Linked DNA regions of Homo sapiens: all the other regions are linked to region 2. Evidence: chromatin contacts called from ENCODE Hi-C or POLR2A ChIA-PET data. All regions are on one chromosome and are shown on one strand. Each heading gives the region's core, a stretch centred on a gene start or an enhancer-like site at or near the end of the contact. The rest is flanking DNA. Distances are from core to core; before and after follow the strand shown.

Evidence for each region. Hi-C counts contacts between places; a loop is a spot of excess contacts on that map. ChIA-PET counts read pairs that join two places held with the same protein, here RNA polymerase II (POLR2A). Pooled maps may share reads with other maps.
Region 1: a map of adrenal gland shows a loop between it and region 2 (3-fold over the local background). The contact joins two enhancer-like sites. A Hi-C loop is called at or near these places in 65 of 168 maps with a recorded cell type or tissue (A673, CD14-positive monocyte, CD4-positive, alpha-beta T cell and 36 more), 17 of 37 single-sample maps with no recorded cell type and 47 of 50 pooled maps. POLR2A ChIA-PET finds 5 or more read pairs at or near these places in 1 of 52 experiments (IMR-90).
Region 3: a map of A673 shows a loop between it and region 2 (2.2-fold over the local background). The contact joins two enhancer-like sites. A Hi-C loop is called at or near these places in 6 of 168 maps with a recorded cell type or tissue (A673, CD8-positive, alpha-beta T cell, chondrocyte and 3 more), 2 of 37 single-sample maps with no recorded cell type and 18 of 50 pooled maps. POLR2A ChIA-PET finds 5 or more read pairs at or near these places in 1 of 52 experiments (A673).
Region 4: a loop to region 2 is called in a map of endothelial cell of hepatic sinusoid, with 2.3 times the contacts of the local background. The contact joins two enhancer-like sites. A Hi-C loop is called at or near these places in 1 of 168 maps with a recorded cell type or tissue (endothelial cell of hepatic sinusoid). POLR2A ChIA-PET finds 5 or more read pairs at or near these places in 2 of 52 experiments (OCI-LY7 and RWPE1).

The regions. Positions count from the first base shown.
Region 1 is chr10:112,715,711-112,718,410 of GRCh38, reverse strand. All of the region lies in intron 7 of VTI1A (vesicle transport through interaction with t-SNAREs 1A), which reads right to left. Among named protein-coding and RNA genes, the nearest start is that of MIR4295, 83 kb to the right of the region's middle. Within about 2 kb of position 1,315, at least 4 of the 41 ENCODE cell types and tissues checked have a DNase peak (open chromatin) inside an H3K27ac peak, as active enhancers do.
Region 2 is chr10:113,131,543-113,134,329 of GRCh38, reverse strand. The region is part of intron 5 of TCF7L2 (transcription factor 7 like 2); the gene reads right to left. Among named protein-coding and RNA genes, the nearest start is that of SNORA87, 88 kb to the right of the region's middle. Within about 2 kb of position 1,399, at least 2 of the 41 ENCODE cell types and tissues checked have a DNase peak (open chromatin) inside an H3K27ac peak, as active enhancers do.
Region 3 is chr10:113,562,280-113,564,979 of GRCh38, reverse strand. All of the region lies in intron 1 of HABP2 (hyaluronan binding protein 2), which reads right to left. Among named protein-coding and RNA genes, the nearest start is that of HABP2, 11 kb to the right of the region's middle. Within about 2 kb of position 1,364, at least 4 of the 41 ENCODE cell types and tissues checked have a DNase peak (open chromatin) inside an H3K27ac peak, as active enhancers do.
Region 4 is chr10:112,874,776-112,877,475 of GRCh38, reverse strand. No RefSeq gene overlaps it. Among named protein-coding and RNA genes, the nearest start is that of LINC02935, 15 kb to the left of the region's middle. Within about 2 kb of position 1,449, at least 2 of the 41 ENCODE cell types and tissues checked have a DNase peak (open chromatin) inside an H3K27ac peak, as active enhancers do.

The sequences.
Region 1 (2,700 bases), core at 66-2,565, 420 kb after region 2:
CACGAACATGCTAATGCTTCAGTTTGTAAAGTTCCTTGAGCCCAAAATCTGGGCCTTTCTTTCAGTTTCTCTTTTTTCACTCCCTGAAGCATTCAGTACTCCACTAAATGCCATTGACCAAACTTGTTATGAGAGTACCATCAATCTCCCAGGTGCAGAGCAAATAGAGATTTGAAATCATTCACTCCTGAGTCTCTAGTTTGCAGGGGTTAGATTCAAAGGGGCCTCTCCATGAAAGATCTGAGCAATATTTGGCTTTAACAATGGATGGAAGTGCAAATTCCTAGAAGATGGGGCAACAGGATACATCCTTATAAAATGTTGTCATCTTGATGGGGACAGTACACACTTGAGTGACTGACTCTCATTCAGACAACAGGAGTTTTGTGGTTTGTGTGTGTGCACTGAGGCCTTGGATTTTGCTGTGGGAAGGGAGCAAGGAAGGTTGTGGGCGACACCGTAATGAGTAAATTAATTTTTAGGTAACTTAAAGGATTATGTGAGTGGATGAAAATGTTCTTCGGGGATGTGACAGATTGTATTTTCCAAAACTGGTTGCAACAATATTTCCTGCCCCACTGGTCTTCGTCAACCTGCCACCCCTGCATCAAAGAGTGGGGTATGTGTCACATCCCATCCCCTTAAACCTCGGCAGGCCCTTGCGACTGTCTTGCTGAGTAGAATGAGGCACAGAATGTGGCACTGTGTGACTTATTAGATTGGGTAAGAAAAAGCCACACAGCTTCTGCCTCTTGCTTTTGTAGCTCTCACCTTAGGTGCCCTGGGCTGCCAAGTCTGAGGCTGCCATACCGTAAGATTGCCCAAACCAGCATATGCAGGGAGACCACATGGAAGGGCCTTTTGACTAATGACAGAAAGAGAAAGGTGCCCAGCCAGTCCCGAGCTACTCCAGGCTCCTGTCCCCCCTACATAGTTCCAGCTCTGATCTCTGTCTGAAGAAGGCTCATGAGAGACCCTGAGCCAGAACACCCAGCCAAGCAACCCCTGATTTTCCTAACCCGCCAAAATCCTGAGAGACTGCTGCTGAAGTCACTGCATTTCTAGGGTGGTTTGCTACTCAGCAACAGATAACCAGGAGAAGAGAAAAAGAGAACTGAATGGAGAGTCACATCATCAACAATAGAAAGGGCACATCATATTTGGAGCCAAGCCTTTCAGGCCATGACCTCTGGACATGTAAATAAATGTAATGGGCAAAGACGCCTTGTAAATCAACATGTAAGCTTCCAACTCAGTCATGACTCAGAGCTTCCAACTCTCAGCACTGAGCCAATGTCCCTTCGGTGGAATCTCTAGATTTTCCATACAGAGGAGCTTAGGGCAGCAGAGGTGCAACGGCACTTGTTACGAAGCTGCGTTTACATAGCAAGCACAGTCCTCTTACTCCAACTATGTTTGCTTGGGGTGGCCCTGGCAGCATTCATGGCAAGGGGCTCTTGGGGTGGTGGGGAACCTACAGCCCCTCTAAGGTACCACTGGCTCAAACCCTGGCTCCCGCCTTGTCTTTTTTCCTCAAGTAAAACGGAACAGTTTGTAGGGGTTGGGTATCCCTTATCCAATATGCTTGGGACCAGAAGTGTTTGAGTTTTTAATTTTTTTTGGATTTGGGAATATATGCAAAATAACACTCCAGTTGAATATCTCTAATCCAAAAATCAGAAATCCAAAGTGCTCCAGTGAGTATTCCTTTTGAGCATCATATTGGGGCTCAAAAACTTGGATTTTGGGGCATTTTGAATTTTGGATTTTCAGAGTAGGGATGGTCAATCTGTAGCTCCTGGGCACAACATATTGTTTTAAGGCCTCCATGTCCCTGTTCTCTCTTCATTGGCTAACACACACTTATTCTTCAAAGCTCAGGCCAGGTATCACCAACTCCAGGAACCCCAACTTAGCTAAGAACTCCTTGTGTACACATATGGGTATGTTATACTCAAATTTATAATAAAATTTGCTTAGTTATGTCTTCTCACTAGAGTATACATGTTGGGAGAGCGACATGGATTATTTATATTTTATCTTCACTACCTAAGGCCTGCCATGTCTCAACAGCATGTGTTCCATAAATGTTTGTAGAATAGAAATGAACATGCCAAGACATGTTGCCTTCAAAGGATGAACTGGTGACAGTGTCTCCATGCATTTCAAATATTCCTTGCTCTTCCCTGATCTCAACTGGAAATCTCTCTCTGTGCTGGAAACTCCCAGGAGAACACTTCGTCAGAAATTTTTTCATGGCCCTTTCCCTCACCTCGGATCCTCATCCTCCATGCCTTCTTCCTCAGATCCATCCCTTCTGTGCTGGACCATACTTACTTATGTTCCCACTAGATCCCCTTCTAGGGGTCCGCTCCCAGCTGGCAGGTCCCTGGGCTGATGCGCATCCCGAGTGCCAAGAACAGCACTCCATATGCTCAGAGTAGGTTTGGTAAAGCAGCGTGTCTTCCCAGTCTCAATACACTGACAAAGTAGTTACTGACTCCGAAATCTCTTCCCTGGGGTTAGCAACTGTGCCTACAACAAGTCTGCGAATACACCAGTCTTAGATATGTTCAACAGGTGATATCAAGGTGAACTAAAATGATTTCAGGATAACCTGCTGAAGGCCTCAGAAGCTGACTGCGCCCTTGAAGTAGGTCATCCCCAGGAACAGTTGCTTTTCATCCACTCAGCAGGTGT
Region 2 (2,787 bases), core at 150-2,649:
CAAACCTCTTATATATACACAGAATAAAAACAGCAGTCATGACTTCCTCCCGTGGCCCCAAATGGGTGGGCTTCCTCAGAGCATTTTACCCTGGCCCGTGCCCCTCTCCCCTCGCAGCTAGCCAGGACCCATGCATCACCGTGGCCGGGGTCTTCCTTAGTTGAATGTTGCTCCTTTCTGTCTAAGGCCTTGCTCCCAGCTAATGGTGGATTGTTTCCCTGGACAAGACTTCTATCGATAGCTACAGCACTGCCTGTTGGAAATAATAAATAAAAGACAGAAGGTTTCACAGGGTTCGAGTTTTACTTGGAGAAACAAGGTGGTAAGAGAAAAGAGATCTGCCTGTGAGATGCAGAAAAGCAAAGCCCACCCTGCCAGCCGCAGTACACAGCCTGCATCCTCTGGCCGGGCTGCTGCAGAACCTACCCCCGCAGGCTGCAGAGTTAGAGCGTCTCCAATCCCTGAGAGCCTCCTAGGAAGGGTGCTGCTTATTTGTATTGTAAATTATCAATAGCTGGCTTTTATTTCTCTCCCTCTCCCTCTCTGGAATCAAATCCATTTAGACAGCAAGAAGAGGAAGAGAGATGATTCTCCCTGCCGTCTGTGAAATTTTGCCGACTCATAGTTTCTCATGGATTCACACAGGCATTAAAATTCTTCTTGCTGGGAAATGACTGAACAGAGCAAGCAGGGAGAGGAGAAACGTGCAGTCAGTTTTCATCCAAATTCTCTCACACACATGCAAATACCTAGAACTAACTCGATCACTTCAAGTCCTTGGCCTTTCTTGGGGTGGCCCTTTCTATACTATAACCACCCAGCTGGTAACACACCAAACAGACTGCCAAACATGAAGGGTCTAGAGGACCAAGCTCAGCTCTTCTTAAAGACCTTTTCTCTATCCTCAAAAGGAGGATGGAAGGGCTGGGGGGTGAGAGGTGGTGGGTGGGCTGGAGGTGTTGGGATGGAGGAATAGAGGAACATTCGAACCTGGAAAATAAAGAAGGTGTTAAGATGGAGGAATAGAGGAACATTCGTACCTGGAAAATAAAGAAGGTGTTGAGATGGAGGAATAAAGGAACATTCGAACCTGGAAAATAAAGATGTGCACCAGCTGCTTGGCTTTGTGAAAACCGCAGCCAAGGGCCGACCCAGTAAAGCTGTGCATTCACAGGCTCTTGAACAATTACTTCCAGTTAAGTTCATTAAACATAATTTATTTCCCCTCATTCTCATTTATTTTGCAATTAAAAAGAAAACATCCCATTGTGCCTCCCCCAGCCAACCTTTAAAACACTTGCAAGCTTACATCTTAGCCCACCCGGTCCAGGCTCGCCCCTGATCAGCGAGTTTCCAGGGTTTTCTTCCTGCCTGCCTCTGCCTCCCTCCGGCAGCGTCACAAAATTCTCAACCTGGAGGTCAGTGAGGGAGTGCGACAGGCACAACGGGGCCCTCTGTCCTAATCCTCTGCCAGGTCTCAGGGATGAAGAACCAGCCACTTCACCCCTAAGTAATTTCCCAGGAATTTGCAACCTCCACCCTCCTGCCAAATATTTCTCTACTACTTGGGTATTAAATGATTAGCGTTAACATAATCAATCTTGTTAAGTGCCCGAGTTCACAGAGAATGTTTGGGAATTGGGTAAGAGAGTACAGCTGTTTCTAGGAGAGCAGATCTTCAAAATCGAGCCAGAAATAAATCGAACCTATCCCAAATGAAGAAATCCAAAAGCTCAAATTCAAAACAACTTTTAACAAATAATAATGATTTCCAGACCACCCCCTCGCCACCAAATACAACAACCCCAAATCTAGGGATTCCTAAATATAATGGAAAGGAAATCACCAATTTTGATTTAGAGTAAATTTTAAGAGCATAATGGTTATTACATCCTGGGGAATTAAAGAAAGAAGTAGTGAACAAAATCTGACACCAACTTTCTAATTTATTTACAAGGAACAGCTGCATAAAAAGGTCTTTTGTTTTTCTTGTATACCCTGTGCCTAACTTTCGAATCTCAGCCTGCATTTGAAAATCATGCCTACTCCATGGAGTCTGAGAAAAGCTCAAGAAACAGCTGTTTCCTTCACTGATCAGGTAAATCTTCTCCCTAGAAAAAGAGGAGGTAAGCCAAGAGGAAGAATAAATGTTTCCACTCATGTGGCTCAACAAACACAAATGCTCAAACCCTGTGATTCAGCAAAGACCGACAGAAAGGAAGACGAACACAAAGGCAGAACTGCATTGTTCCGTTCTATCCTGCCTTGTTAGTATCCCAAACATGGGCATCCTTTAATGGGCATCTACAGCCAGAATAAATAACACGCGTGAAAATGACACAGAGTCACCATGGGACAAGGAGGGCAAACACAATTGCTGCTCCCTCTGATCTCCAGCTGATGTGTTGCAAGTTTAAGGTAACGAGGGAGTGACCCAGGCAAAGTTGAATTTTTTCAAAAATCCTCAAATGTGTGCAGAACTACGTAATCTGGAGGGCATGTCAGGATTTCATCACATTCCAAAATATTGCAGAAGGAAAGAATTCTATTACACAGCTCAGCCAGGTCCCCAACAACCCCAAACCACAAAGGGGAGGTTTCCCTAAGAATACAAGGTTTCAGGCTCTGCTGCTTCCAGAAAATGCCGATGCAGCAGCCTGTTGTGACAATACAGAGATCATAATACCTGTATCACTGGAGTCGGGAATTTACGTTTTCAAAGGAACTCCCTTCTCCTAAGACATCAAGAATAGTGGTTTACTCTCATCAAAGCCAACAGGACCACTA
Region 3 (2,700 bases), core at 115-2,614, 430 kb before region 2:
AGCTACTCGGGAGGCTGAGGCAGGAGAATGGGGTGAGCCCAGGAGGCAGAGCTTGCAGCGAGCCAAGATTGTGCCACTGCACTCCAGCCTGGGCTACAGAGCGAGACTCCATCTAAGAAAAAAACAAAAGAGAGAGATGCGTGGTGAGGTAGAGTGATGTCTACAATTTACTTGCAAATGATTCAGCAAACAAACAAACAAAACAACTATACACACAGGAGAATGAGAGACACAGCAACCATAACGACATGTTAACAATTGTGGCATCTATCTGGATGAAGAATATTCATTGCATTATTCTTCCCACTTTTCTGTAGGTTTAAAAAATTACAAAATAACATGTTGGTGAGGGGAAAGGAATGCAAAAAAAGGAAGAGAGGTCATTTGTTATCGGGGACTGTGCCTCTGTCTAATGACTTCCTGGCTAACCACCTCCCCCACACCCTGTTTCTGCAGGCAGTGAGATGGGACAGGTGTTCTGTTTGGGGCTGAGGGTGGGGGTTGGCAGTGGGGAGGCCTGGCAGAGGAAGGGCAGCTTAGGCCTTAGGGGTGCTCCTGGGCTTAGGGTGAAGGATTGCCAGAAATGGGTACCTCTGGGGTTGAGTGCCAGAGAGGTGCCATGAGGGGACCCTAATATGGTTTGGCTGTGTCCCTACCCAAATCTCATCTTGAATTGTAGCTCCCATAATTCCCATGTGTCATAGGAGGGACCATGTGGGAGGTAATTGAATCATGGGGGTGTGTTTTTCCTGTGCTGTTCTCATGATAGTGATTAAGTCTCAGGAGATCTGATGGTTTTATAATGCGCAGTTCCCCTGCATACACTGTTTTGCCTGCCACCATGTAAGACGTGTCTTTCACCTTCTGCCATGATTGTGAGGCCTCCCCAGCCATGTGGAACTGTGAGTCTATTAAACCTCTTTTTCTTTATAAATTACCCAGTCTTGGGTATGTCTTTATTAGCAGCATGAGAATGGACTAATACACTAAGACTTCAAGGACAAAGGTTACCCCTTCTTCAATCTCGCCCTCATCACCCCCAGTCATCTGGGCCTTGGTCCTGGTCTTTGCTCCCTGCCTTGCCTTTCTCAGGGCAGGGCCTGTCTGTCTAGACCTGTCTCCACCCAGTCCTTTGGAGATTCCCTACGAATTCTTCTCTTTGAGCCGAACAGGGTGGGCCATGTCCTAAGAAGTGGGCAGAAGACTTTGAGGGACATCCTTCCTCGGGGTCCAGCAAGGAAGGGCCCTCCAGGACCTGCACCTGGGCCAGCATTGCGCATCCTGGCTCCAGCTGGAGCCTGAGGGACAGCCGGGTGCCATGCTGCCTACAGCCAGCAGGTGGCAGACGTGCCCTTCCTAGGAGCTGGCGCTCGGAGGGAAACCAAACAAAAAGAAAGCCGAGACTTCCTGGGCTGGGCTCTCGGGGAGCCTGAAGCCGATGTGCAGCTTGGGCTGCCTGTCAGGGGGTCGCCGGAATCTGAAGCAAGTCACTCATTTTGTGACTCACAGTGTCCACCCACAGAGAGGGGCCGTGGTGCAATGTGGAAACTGGTAGTCCGAACACCTGGCTGGATATTTAGGGACCGTATGGGAAAGTCCAGGCTGATAGTCAATTACTTATGCCTATATCCGGATCCCTGAAACTAACCTGGATGATGGTAGGTGGGAAGGGTGGACACAGTATTTGCCTCCTTTCATTCCATCATTCCATTATCTCTTCTCCCAGAGACAAGAAAATGATAGAAGAACCCTTACTCCTGAGACTTGCACATTCAAAGAGAAAGATCGATGGAAGAGTAGGAGGAAGAGATAACTAGGGAGAAAACTGTTATCTCAGTTCACATTCCTTTAGAGCTGACAATGTGCCATCAACTGTGTTAAATATTTTACGGACATTTTGTCTTGTTTGTTGCACACAATACTTCATAATTTAGGTATTATGATTATATCCAATTTAGAGGTGACAAAACTGAGGTTTTCAGATATTAAGTTGTCTAAAATAACTTAACTAGGAAATGCTGGAGCCAGAACAGGAGACTGTCAGTCTCACATCAGAGTCCTTGCTCTTAGTCACCATTGTGAGGGACCAGGAAGCTGCCACGTGTACACAGTAATAAAGCAAGGATGGAGGAGAAAGAAACAGAAAAGCTCATTAACCTTGAGAGGCAGGTGTTGAGCTAGGTTCAAAATCAGGGGCACTGTTCTTGGAATGCTTTATAAAAAGGCTTATCTGTGGGCCGGGCGCAGTGGCTTACGCCTGTAATCCCAACACTTTGGGAGGCCGAGGTGGGCAGATCACTTGAGGCCAGGAGTTGGAGACCAGCTTGGCCAACATGGCAAAACCCCATCTCTACTAAAAATACAAAAATTAGCCAGGCGTGAGGGCAGGAGCCTGTAGTCCCAGCTACTCGGGTGGCTGAGGCACAAGAATCGCTTGAACCTGAGAAGTGGAGGCTGCAGTGAGCAGAGATCGTGCCACTGCACTCCAGCTTGGGTGAAAGAATGAGACTCTGTCTTAAAAAAAAAAAAAAAAAAAAAGCTTATCCAATCTGGCCTAGGCCTGGCAGGCCACAGAGAGGGCCTACTTGGCCCCAGTGACAGCTGGAGAAAGTACAAAAGTCAGATTGAGCCTTGGCCAGCCTACTGCGGTAAACACATCTTAACAAACATCTTCACTCAGATCAAAAGGCACGTAAGCCA
Region 4 (2,700 bases), core at 200-2,699, 260 kb after region 2:
GAGGTTGCAGTGAGCTGAGATCATGCCACTGTACTCCAGCCTGGGTGACAGAGCAAGACTCTGTCTCAAAAAAAAAAGGAGTAGAAGACTGAAACACTGAGGGGGGTGTTTCTTGGCCTGAGTCTTTCTCAGGATGAGGGATGCTATGGGTCACTTCCATTTTTGAGATTCTTTCTATGTTGAAAAATGAAGACATGTCAAGAGAGTACTAAAAATTCTTGTCTATTTTAACTCTTTATCTTCAACAAAGAAACACTCGAACACCCTTCCCCCAGCACAACCCAGGTAATTGTGCTATTCTCAGACAATTAGAGGATCTCTGAAGGACGTTATTACATATTGTCCAGGTGGGGTGGTCCAGTCATGGCCACAAATGAAAAGGGTAGAATGAACATTTTCTTCCACCTTGTCAGAAGCCTTTGTTGACTGTCTGTGGAGAGGAATTTGGAGAGAACACCAAAGTCTTGGACAGTGGCATTCTGCTCTATGTCAGCCCTCCTCCAGGTTTATCAGAGACCTGACGCGGGGTGAGAAACTGGACGAGTTCAGCAGTGGCTCCACAGGGTGGGAGACAGGGCTGCCATGTTGCTGAACTCCAGGGAGCACCATCCACATCAGAATCCCTGGGAGTGATACCCTGGAGTTTTGTAGGACGCAAAGCCTGTGTGCCCAGACATGGTGGTCCACGGAGAGTGGTGTGATGTCAGAAGAAACAGAGAAAACATCTAATCCCAGCAGATATACCTACTCCCAGAAAAACATAGCTCACCATTCATTGTCTTTGCTAAAGTCACCAAACGGCAATCTTTTTGGGGTTTAGTTCTTGTTAGTGTCAATTGACAGAATACAGGCTGGCCAGGATTCTCCACTAGTAAAGAGTCAACCAACAAGGCCGTAAAACAATTACTATAAGTTATGATTCTCAGGTAATTCATCACCATCAACATAGAAAACATTCTGTCCATTCAGAAGCATTTGCACAAAGACAGTGTGTACTTTGGAAGGAATTCCTAGAGCCCCTTAGTTTAAGCAAATCCAATAAGTGAAAAGTTGACTTTAGACAAAAAGGCTAATTCAGGGGAATTATTCACTTTGCAAAATAATGCTTCACTTTACAAAAATATTTCCCTGTGGTATTTCCTGCTACACAAAATCCTCGTTAGCATGTTTATAACATGAGACCATTTTGTAAAAATAGTGACGGCCCCACCACTTTGAGGGGGCACTCCTGTTATGGGGATGATGAGCATCAGGATTGGAAACTGCTTACAGACCAGGAACAGGACCCCAGTGTCATTAACAAGGACCCTGTGTCCCCTATCAGATCCATATTCCAGCAGCTCAAAGTGTTACTGGCTAAATCCTTCTGAGGCTCCTAGAGACAGCTGTGGGGCCGTGAAACCATGATGGATTTCATAAGAGGGAGGGAAATCCCGGCTCTGAGAAACACAGTGACTCACCCAAGGTCAACAGCAAGTCAGTGGGCAGGCCTGGGACCCTCCCTGCTCCTGGCAGCCCTGCCTAGTGTGCTGTGTATTTTTAAAAGCCCAGAGGTTCCTCCCTCCAGAAGTTCAATTCCCATCCCCTTGAGTGTGAGTTGGACTTTGTGACTTGCTTCTAACGAATAGAGAATGGAAAGGAAAATACAGTGAATTCTCAGTGGAGAAATCTCACAAATACCACCTTTGGTAAGCTTAATGTCAAAAGTTAACATCACCAGTAATATTGCAGGTTGGTGGCATGTGCCCCTGACATGATACAATGTGAATGGCATGACACCTCTTCCCAAACCTCATGACCTCAGTTGAGTTATGAGAAAACATGAGTCAACCCCAAATTGAGGAACATTCTACAAAACACCTGAGTGCTACTCTTCAAAAGCTCTCCAGGTCATGAAAGACAAGGAACGACTGTGAAACTGTCATAGACTGAAGGAGACTAATGAGACATGATGGCTAAGGCTAAATGCTATGTGGAATTCGGGATGGGCTCTTGGAATGGAAGAAGGACAGTAGTGGGAAAACTGGGGAAATCTAAATAAGTCTGTAGTTTGGCTAATAGTATTGTGGGAATGTTTTTGTTGTTGTTGTTTTGCTTTTTTGAGACAGGGTCTCACTCTATCATCCAGGCTGGAGTGCAGTGGCTCACTGCAATCTCCACCTCCCAGGCTCAGAGGATCCTCCCACCTCAGACTCCCGAGTAGCTGGGACTGCATGCGTGCACCACCACACCAGGGTGTCAATGATAATGTCTTCATTTTGACAAATGGATCATGGTTATGTAAGTAGTTAACGTTAGGGGAAGCTGGGTGAAGGGTATGAGAACCTTTCTGTACTACCTTTATAACTCTTTTGTAAATCTAAAATTATTTCCAGAAAAAAGATTTTGGTTTTGTTTATGAAGCCTAGAGGTAATTTAAATGCATGATCCTTCACTTGCTTTCCTTTTGGGAAGGTGGACCATCATTAGGGGTGCGGTACACATTTGGTCAGTCTGGCCAGCTCTGGCTTCTTCCAGGGAAAAAGCTACACCACATCCCCCAAATTCTGCAGAATGCCATACCACCTGTCCCATTTTCTGACATTAGCCCAGCTGCCTGTCAGAGTGTGACAATGCCCAGGAATGGGGATGGTGGGCCTGCAGAGCCAGGGAGGAAAATGAACACAGGCTATAAGGGGGCTCGTGTATAGGGGTCAGGGA